Regions from separate parts of the Homo sapiens genome. Here region 2 is linked to region 1. A link is a contact called in ENCODE Hi-C or POLR2A ChIA-PET data. All regions are on one chromosome and are shown on one strand. The core of a region is the stretch at or near the end of the contact, and the rest is flanking DNA. Distances in the headings are between cores, read along the strand shown. Region 1 overlaps THSD4 (thrombospondin type 1 domain containing 4). Region 2 overlaps THSD4 (thrombospondin type 1 domain containing 4).

The links. Hi-C counts contacts between places; a loop is a spot of excess contacts on that map. ChIA-PET counts read pairs that join two places held with the same protein, here RNA polymerase II (POLR2A). Pooled maps may share reads with other maps.
Region 2: a pooled map shows a loop between it and region 1 (2.7-fold over the local background). The contact joins two enhancer-like sites. A Hi-C loop is called at or near these places in 2 of 50 pooled maps. POLR2A ChIA-PET finds 5 or more read pairs at or near these places in 3 of 52 experiments (BJ, IMR-90 and WTC11).

Annotation. Positions count from the first base shown.
Region 1 is chr15:71,506,284-71,511,228 of GRCh38, forward strand. All of the region lies in intron 7 of THSD4 (thrombospondin type 1 domain containing 4), which reads left to right. All of the region lies in intron 2 of LOC107984716 (a long non-coding RNA gene), which reads right to left. Among named protein-coding and RNA genes, the nearest start is that of THSD4-AS2, 180 kb to the right of the region's middle. Within about 2 kb of position 2,219, at least 2 of the 41 ENCODE cell types and tissues checked have a DNase peak (open chromatin) inside an H3K27ac peak, as active enhancers do.
Region 2 is chr15:71,728,345-71,733,289 of GRCh38, forward strand. THSD4 (thrombospondin type 1 domain containing 4) reads left to right here. Exons shown (of 18, transcript NM_024817.3): 9 at 205-380; 10 at 2,777-2,873. Among named protein-coding and RNA genes, the nearest start is that of THSD4-AS2, 39 kb to the left of the region's middle. Within about 2 kb of position 2,352, at least 4 of the 41 ENCODE cell types and tissues checked have a DNase peak (open chromatin) inside an H3K27ac peak, as active enhancers do.

The sequences.
Region 1 (4,945 bases), core at 969-3,468:
ATGATGTTTAGAACAATGCATTACCCGTCAGGATGAGTGATCTGTTTCAGCCTCTCCCTCCAAACTGCCCAGGGTTAAGTATTGGATTGTACTGACTCTCTCACTCTTCCTTCCCCATGTACTGTCAAGAGGAGCTTGCCATCAGCATGGCACAGAGACAGTAAATTTGTCTCCAGAGACTGACTCTACCCCGTAAGGCCCATGCCAACCAAGGCCAGGTTGTTTGCAGGTGGCCTGCTTTGTCGAACCTTTAGTCCCCTCCAGCACAAGTGCCCCACACTGACATCCCATCAGATACAAGAATGTCAACACAAGGTTATAGAAATCCATGTAATTCACACAAAACAACACGTTAAACTTTCAACTTGCGTAAAGGATCAGATGATCCCATTGTATCCCACAATTCCATTTCCACCACTTACGGCGGCCTGAAGAGCAGGTTGTCTTTCCTGGTCTGAACTGGCCCAAGGCTACTGCCATGGCAGGACCCTTCTGCCAGCTCCATGGGGTTTGTGTTTCAGGCTCAGCTGCCCTGTGAGGTGCAGCCTGTTCTGTTACAACTTGTGTTACAACGTTGCTTAGTTCACAAATAACTGGTAAAAGGTAGAATGTTATCAGTGTGCCATGCAAGTTAGTTTGGTTCATCTGTAAGTTTTCCTAGGCAGGGGGAAGTGGAATAGTGGGAGCAGAATTGAAAACTTCAACAGGACAAACACATACACACACACTCACACACAACCCAAAACTCTCAGTAGGGTGTTGCATAGGCAGGAGCCTTTTTAGATGTGTATTAGGCAAATTTAAAATGAGACATGAGCACATGCCTCGGGCTGCCCCCAGGGGAGGTCGCTGAAGCTCCAGGACTGCAGTTGGTTGTGCTTCCTCCTGTACACCTGTAATGGCTACCCCGCTGGCTCAGAGCTCTGCCTCACCGCCCTGCCCCAGCACCTGCAAGCCAGTGTGCCACTTTTTTGATGTTGTATGTTTTTAATATTCCCTGAGACAGACTCCAGAGTTCTGAGTTTCTTACTTGGGGTGTCAAATTATATTCCAGGAACCAATTTGGGTTTTCCTGGCTTCTGGTTAAAAAGCTGGACAGATTTTGAGTTGTTTGCTCTTATTTCTCTCATAAACTGCACTATTTTGTAGAACACAAGATTTTTCAGGAAGTATACTGAAAGGCCTGTACTTAGTTGTGTGTTTTTCTTTCAGCCACACTCAGATCTTCCCCTTCTGGTATGTTCTCAGCTGGAGACACTGCTCCCCGCATTGTCCCAAAGTTTGAAAGGTGGGGGCTGAGGAGAGAAGGGGAGTAGTCAGGCAGTTTCTAGCAGTTACCTCCCCACATTGCCACCTAGAACCTCATCTGCCTCCCTCTACACCCCAAGCTCCAGGAAGGCAAAGACCAAATCTTTGGACTCCATATCCTTTGTGCCTGGAGAAAAGCTTGGACTTGGTGTTGGAATGTTACTTTGAGTTGTCTTTGACAGGTATCAGAAAGCCACATGCCCTCCCCATGGAAGCAGGACCAGAATTAGACTGCAGGACTTTAGAGACAAACCCCATGAAGCTCCAAGGGGTTCATTCTAACTCAACTGAGCAAATTAACCACTTCTCCAGTTAGATCTTCTAATAACTTTTGTTGGGTTTTTCTCCTGCAGTTAGGGAATAGCAAAGTCTTCACTACCAAAAAATAAAATAAAAAGTACAATGATGCAGTAATGTCATTTGAAAATAATAGTGAAGGAAAAAGAAGTATGTGATTGAGAAAGATGCTTATGTGAGTTATGAACATTGCTAAGGGGGCGGGAGGACCACTTAATGATTCAGTGAAATGGGAACTGTCTAGACAAGTAATTCATATAGCTCATGTTGAAGCCAGCCCTTCAGGAGTTTGCACCAGAGCCCAACCTCAGCTCTACCTACTGGAGTCTCAGGGCTTTGTTTTGCCCTGGGTTAAGCCACATCACAGTTGGCTGCCAACTTTGAACAATGAGTAGCTTACCATAAGAAGCCCAGGCCTAAGGGAATTCATCTTCTCCCTCATGCCAGTTATAGTAACGGGCAGGGAAACCTGAGTCCAGCTGCCAACAGTCATTAAATGCAGAGGACTTCTTCCCCAGGTTCAGATGGTCATGGTTACCTTGGCCAGATCCTCCCTACCCAGTTTTGCCCTGCTGTCCCTCCCAAATCCCCAGAGGCAAGGGCCAAAGTCACCGCACTGAAAATCAGAGGCTGTGCCTTTCATTACCAGCTCTGCAAAGGGCCTGCGGCAGGGGGTGGGGTGGTGGGGTGTTGTGGGAGGTCATTGAACCTGTATGCTTCTCAGTTCCTCATCTGCAAAGTAAAGGGGGTGAGCTAAAGCATTTCAGTTTTCTTCTGAGTAGAGAAGTGAGATACATTTTCAGTGTAGAATTTGTAAAACACAGAAAACTATCATGTATATGTAGTGTATTTTTAGGTATTATAAATATGTTGGATCCTGCTGCTTCTCTTAACATTATATGAAGCACTTCTCCATGCATTACAAAAATTCTGTGTAAGTTTTAATAGCTACCTAAAATTTTACAACTGCTTGCTTTGAAAAATGCCTTCCAGGTCAAACATTTTAGAATTCTTTGAGCGTGATGCAAAAAGAAAAATAAAAGGATGGATTTTTTTTTTTTTTCAAAAAAGGAAGCATTTCTGAGAGAGAGGGAGGAGGCAGGTGGAATCTTTGGATACCGAGTTGTAGGAACTGGGGGGATAATTTAATCATGTTATTATTGGAAGCAGTCCTCCATGGGTTTACTCATACTCCTACATGTCATGTTAGGTATGACCAGAATATGAGGACATGATCCCCTTTACCTGACCCATTTTTCAGGACTGTGTTTTCAGTAAGCAACATTTAGAAATGAGGGAAGGCCTACCTCCAGAATGAAGAACAGGCTTGTTTATTGCTTGCTGTGAATGCAGTGCATTCCCAAGCTCAGTATTCATCCACTGCATTGCAAACACACTGCATGTGGAATATGTCTGGACCTCTCTGCATTGCCCCTGTGGACTTGGAGACAAGGGGAACCGACTGCAAACACTGATATCCATGCTACTTGCTGTGCCATGAGTAATAAAGTCCTTTGTCTCATTATCCAAGATTCTCTGCTAGTATCCATGAAACCATGATAGATTAACTCATTAGCTTGTAAGTAAGTGGAGTAAAATCAACCCCCAGGCCAAGTAATGATTACATGTTAGTTATACAATGGTAGATGAGCAGCAAGGGCATTTCGACTTCAAGAAGCAAAGCATCTAACTTAATTTTACACAGCTAGTGGCAGAGCTAGAAATCAAACCTGGGTCTGTTGGACTCCAAATCCCACATATTTTATTGGCTGCTTTCACCATACTGTATCTTGCAGGCAGTAGGAACCATTTGATATGAAATTAATAAAGAACCTCAAATGGACTCTTCATTTTAAAAAGTGGTGGATCCTAGGTAGGTGTTAAGTCTGAAGCTACTTTCCCCAGGAAAGTTTGCCATCTGTTACCTATTTGGAGAATTTCTCTACCAAGCTACCCAACTGGTTTATTTAGATTGAATGATGAAAACATTTAAATCTGGTTGTTGTAGTGTTTCATTGGCTTTAAAAAGAATTTTTTTTCTCCAGCAGGCTCTAGTGCATAACTATTGTCGATATTTTTAAAAATGAAATGAATACAGTAGGAATCATTCTAATATCCATATTGGCAGAAGTTAGAAGCTTTTCATGCTGGAACGAAGAGGAGGTAATGAATAACCCTAGAGCTGTGTGTCGCTGCTCTACTGGGGCAAGATACATTTTATTAAAAACAGAACTTTGCCCATTGGTAGAAAGTTGTTGCATTGATAGAACACCCAATGCGCTTGCCACTAGCGCTCAGCACAGTGTCTAGTGTCTGGTAAACACTCAGTAATTGGTAGATTTTATTATGACTTGGTACTCGGTAAATGTTTTCCCAGTGAATGACAGCTGTTTGTTCATCCTTCACTTATTTTGTATTTATTGAGTGCCTACTGAAAGGACAAATCTATACTAGGCACTGAGGCTACAGCTGCAAACAAGGCAAAAGTGCCTGCCCTCATGGAGCTTATCTTTCAGAGGGGAGATTGATAATAAATGCACGGACATAGAATATCAGTGACCATAGCTGCTCTGAAGAAAAGTTGAATAGGAGAAACAGGCTGGAGAGAAAGATGGTGTGAGTGGGCTCTTCTAGATTCTGTGATCAGGGAGGTCCTTGCTTGGTTAGGACGTCTACAGAGTGACCTGAATACAGCATGGGAGCAAACAGCAGGGAGATGTGGCAATGCTGCTGCCTGGATTAGGGCAAAGCATGAGATGGACCTGAAGACAAACCAGGTTTTCTTCGTAGCCCAGCCTCATGTTCTGTTACGGACCACGGTCTCTCTACAGACCTTAACTCACCTGTAGTCTGGGGATAAACCTCATGCTTAACAACAGCAGGTAGAGTCTTTGGCATTGTGAAGGATAATTAAAAGTCTCATTATTTACCTCAGATTGCCATCAAAGAAGTAGAATCATTCTTTTTGCTTGAATGTGACAGTATTGCTATATGCTAGGCTCTTATATAAGAGGATGGGTGAGCTCACGTTTGGCGGTGTGGTCGAGTGATGTTTTGTGTGAGAGGATGGATGACCTCACGTTTGGCGGTGTGGTCGAGTGATGTTTTGTATGAGAGGATGGCTGAGCTTATGTTTGGTGATGTGATAAAGAGATGTTTTGCTGTAAGGGTCAAGGGGAGAAGTCTGAGTACAGAGCAAGATAAAGAAAATGTGGCTTCTGTCTTCAGCAGAGCCAATCAAATGGAAAGGGCACCAAATAATGGGAAACAGAGAGAACAAAGAGGAAGGGGGAAGAGAGTTGGACTGTTTGTGGCCTGTGTGTGGAACTGGTAACCAAGT
Region 2 (4,945 bases), core at 1,102-3,601, 220 kb after region 1:
TAGGGTGGGTTGAAGCAGTGATTAAGCCCAAGGGGATGTAATCTAGATGCCTAATGGCGCCCCAGGGCCTGGATCATTGCCTGGCACATAGTGGATCCTGTCAAAAACCTTGATGAATGAAGAAGCCAGAAACTGGGGGAGTCAGTTCTGTTTCTTGTGCACACCCTGGGCTTACCCAAAGAACTGTCTGATTTTTCTCAACAGCCCTGAGAAGTCGTTCTGGACGCTCCATCATCAATGGGAACTGGGCAATTGATCGACCAGGAAAATACGAGGGCGGAGGGACCATGTTCACCTACAAGCGTCCAAATGAGATTTCGAGCACTGCCGGAGAGTCCTTTTTGGCGGAAGGTCCCACCAACGAGATCTTGGATGTCTACGTGAGTTTGGATGTTTCTGGACTGTTCTTTGGATTTTGAATCTTGTCACTTCTAAGGAACATACTCTGAACAAATAAGCAACAAATCATTGCCCATACTCAATAAAAACCCTTTGAGCAGAGCCTGTTGGAGGCACTCCTTGAATGCTTGGCGTTCATCTTTGCCTTTACTTCTGAATGGGCCCAGCTCACAGCAACCTCCAACTCCACCAGATGCTTATTACCTTCGGAGTTTATTGACCCAGTAAAACCAATTTTACTTGTTGAACCAAATCAGAGGCAAAACATGCCCTTTATTTCATGAGCATTGGATCTCCTCCAGGCACTTTCCTTATACTGCTAATTTGGCATGTTTTCTTTTTATGGCAAAAGAAAGCAAGAGCCTAAAGGAAGGCAGGACCGCTCCCAGCTCCCAGCCCTGTTCAGACTCTGAGAGCAAATGAAGAAAGGAGAGCTCCAGAGCCCTCCAGATGAAACAATAAAGCTGAGAGTCACAGTAGAGAGATTTACTAGAAGCTCCCTGCTTCATAGAAGACAAAACCTTAATTTCTTTTACGTGAAACTAAGATATTAAATTGCTCAAGAGTTTTAAATGGTCCTTACGTTCAAAGGAAACCACTAGAATTCAATCTTCTTAAAAGACCAGGAAATAAAGGGTGATAAGACATAAAAGCTTGAAATAACATTTTGATAAAAAGATTGAGATCACCCATGAATATACACATTATTTCTGTCCCCAAAGCTGAGCTGATTAACATATTTGCTGTGTCAGAGTTTTAGAAATATTATTAATTGCATTGTCATTACTTCTCCACCTACACACAGTTCTATGTCCTTTCCTCTTGGGCCTAGTAGACTCGAAATTACAAAGGAAGCCTTGTTGTAGTTTATTTTGGATTTTTTTTTTAGACTGTCCAGTTGGTTGGTTGAATCTGAATATATTTTAAATGGCATCAGAGGTAAAAACTCAGGTTGTTAAAGGCCTACTGTGGGTGGTCTAGGAATGGAAGCCAACAGCAATTTCATAAACGGGACAAGGTTTTGCACTGGCAGAATGCTCAGGCAGAAGAGGCACCAGAGAGGGAGGGAGGATTTCCAGCCACAGACCGAGAGGAAGATTGTGTGAAAAGGGAGTGAGGGGATGAGGGATACACAGCAGGAACCTGAGGTCACACAACCGTGTCCCTTGGGGATTCAGTGCCCACCACGTTTCTGCAACGCCGATGGTTTGATATTGGTTCCTGGGTAGGAGAATCCCAGGGGTTCTCAGGTCTGCCTTCCTTTGGGTAATTTATAAAATGAAGACCCATTTCATCAGTAGGGAGTGGCAAGAGATCATGGCATAAACAGGAAGAATAGACACAGGACCCACCATGCAGGAGTGACTCAGAGATGCTTCTAGCTGGAAAGGACCTTTGAAAGTGACATGATTCTAACCTCTTCCTTCCCCAAGGAAGAAATCAAAAACTGCAGGGTGAAGGGGCTTGCTCTAGGTTACACAGCTGGTCAATAGGAGAGCTGCTTTATAAAGCAGCAGAGACAGAAACATCAAACCCGACCGTGTCTCCTTGCACGGCTCATATTTACACTGTGGATTCTCATTCTGCTGCTGGGTTTAGCCCACCACCCTGCTCCCCATCAGGAAATCCATGGGCAGCAAAGACTGTGTGCTCTAAATCCAATAGGGAGGGACGTATTCTGTTGGGCCATGCTCATTTAATATGTTTTCAGCCCAGACAATGTTCAGCTGCTGACTTCCACAGTCCTACGTAGATTCCTGCTTGCCATCCTATTTTTGTCATCATTCCTAAGAGAATATGACCCAGCAAGAGTTGGGTCGCTTCTACTTGTTTTCCTGGCCCCATGTCTTTGTGTTTCTGGGGCTTTCCCTGAATAAGAGGGAGGGACCTGGGGGCCAGCCTCACCAGCCAGGTCAAGAACTTTGAGGGAACCTAAAGCATCCCGGGGTGGCTCTGTCCAGGAGGTCTGCTGCTTGTTCGCATGACTTTGTCACGCCACCTAGTGTTAAAACAGTTCTCCTGCAGTGTACACGTATTTATCTGTGTTGGATGTTTCAAGAGCACTGAGCAAAATCTAAGGACAGAAAGGTTCTGCTACCGTTGCTCCATCTTCTCCTTTGGAGTTTAGAAAATCTTGACTCTTAGCTTAGTCTTCTTCTGATTTGCTCGGCCTAAGTTCTTCATTCTTCAAAAGTAAATGACAAAAAGCCATCCAGGAATAACTTTGTTTAATCTGCCACAGGTTCACTGATATTACTGGATGCGTACTAGAGTGAACCAACCCAGTCATTTCTCAGTAGTTCTGCAAATGCCATTGAAACCCAGAAGGGGTGTGCATACGTGCCAAGTGCGGTAACACTGATTTTTGTGTCAGCAGATGATACACCAGCAGCCAAACCCAGGCGTGCACTACGAGTACGTGATCATGGGGACCAACGCCATCAGCCCCCAGGTGCCACCCCACAGGAGACCAGGTAGAATCCCTTGTCTTGTGGCCGGGGACTCTGGTCATTTCCTTGTAAAGCCTTCTCTCTCTCAATTCTTGTGCATCCACCCTCTGTCTCTCGGTCAACACAGAGAAAATTGAGGGACGCATATTTCAAAGCCAAGGGGCCTTGACATTGGAGCAGGCTTCACCATTTGTCTGAGCCTTCACTGATGAGACTGTTTCATTCACTCGATTCCAAAATGGCATGAGCATCCTGGGTCTGCCCTGCCAGTTCAACATTTGAAATGCTTTATACTAGTTTCCAGGCCAGACAAGGGGGCTCATGCCTGTAATCCTAGCACTCTGGGAGGCCGACGCAGGTGGATCGCTTGGGCCCAGAGGTTCAAGACCAGCCTGTGCAACATAATGAAACCCCTGTCTCTACAAAAAAAATTACAGAAATTAGCCAGGCATGGTGGTGTGTGCCTGCAATCCCAGCTACTCAGGAGGCTGAGGTGGGAGAATCATCTGAGCCCAAGGAGGTTGGGGCTGCAGTGAGCCGTGATCAGACCACTGAACTCCAGCCTGGACAACAGAGTGAGACCCTATCTCAAAATTAAGAAAAAACAACACAAATTTACTTTCTTAGAGCTCTGGAGGTTAGAAGTCTGAAGTGGGTTTCATTGGGACAAAATGAAGGTGTCATCAGGGCCCCTCTCTCTCCAGAGGCTCTAGGAGAGAACCCACTTCCTCGCCTTTTCCAACTTCTAGGAGCCACCTGCCTTCCTTGGTTCCTGGCCCCTTCCTCCACCTTCAAAGCCAGCAGGGTGGCACTTTCAAATCTCTCTCTGACCCTGGCCTCATCACATCTCCTCTCTGACTCTCATCTTCCTCTCTCTTTCCTTTATAAGGACCCTTCAGATTACACTGGGCCCACCCAAGTAATCCAGGATAATCTCTCCTTCTCAAAATCTGTAATTTAGTCTCACCTGCAAAGTCCATTTTTGCTATGTAAGGTAGCATGTTCACAGATTCCAGGGATTAGGATGTGGACATCTTTAGGGGGCCATTATCTGTCTACTATATGCCTTTTCTCTTGGTTCCCCTTTTGTTTCTGTTAATAATACTTTGACCTATAAGACAAGAATAATGAGTTCACACCTAACAATCCATGTTGAGTCTTCCTGGTGGGCTCTGCTTATGGACAGAGCAGGCAGCTTTCTCTCGGCTGGCACTGGGCATGGGACTGCTCTCTGAGTCTGCAGACATTTCTCTACCGGAGGATGATGGAGCCCACCACCCAAATGCAGGCAGTCTTTTCCTTCCTTAAAATAGGAAGGTCTGCAGAAGTATTCATGGTAATTATAGCTCACACACATTGAGTCCTTGCTGTGTGCAAGGGCTTAGAAACTGCTGTGCTGAGCTCTTTGCGTAGATTAGTTCTTTGAATTCTCATGACAGAGGGAGGTACTTGGAGGGAAGTACTATTATTAGCCTTATTTTAAGAGTAAGGAAATGGAAGCTTAGGAAGAGTAAGTTAATAATTGTCCTGATCTCACACCTGGGCAGTGACCTGAGGAGGGCCTGTGTGACCATACTTTGTGCTTGTTATATCACTGAGAGGTTACTTGGTCCAATCCCTACCCTAGGAGGAAATAAAGGCACAAGTGCCAAACCCGCCCCATCCATTCTTCTCTGAACTTTGGACGGGATAACCAGGTTATCTGATTGCTACAGACTGGGGAGGACAACAGCTGGGTGCATCCCCAGAACATGGGGTGGGTGTGTTGTCCAAACTCCAAGTCAGCAAACTCAGCACAACAGAGAATTTTTATGTCATGTCCAGAAGCAATCCACAGTTTGAGAAACCAAGTTTGGGTAAGATTTCTGGGGTCCATTGCTGGTTTACAGGGATAATCAGACAGACTATTTGAAATCTATCAGGATGATGATGATTTCTGTCAGGCCTGATGGGGCTCAGCTCATGAATAGCATGGGGGTTCTGGGATCAGCTCCCTGGGACAGGGCAGGCCTGGAGGGGTCACCTGTAAAAAGTTGGTAAGCAGGGGCATTGTCACCAGGCTTCCTCTTCCATGTCAATGGAGTCTGGAGGCAGAG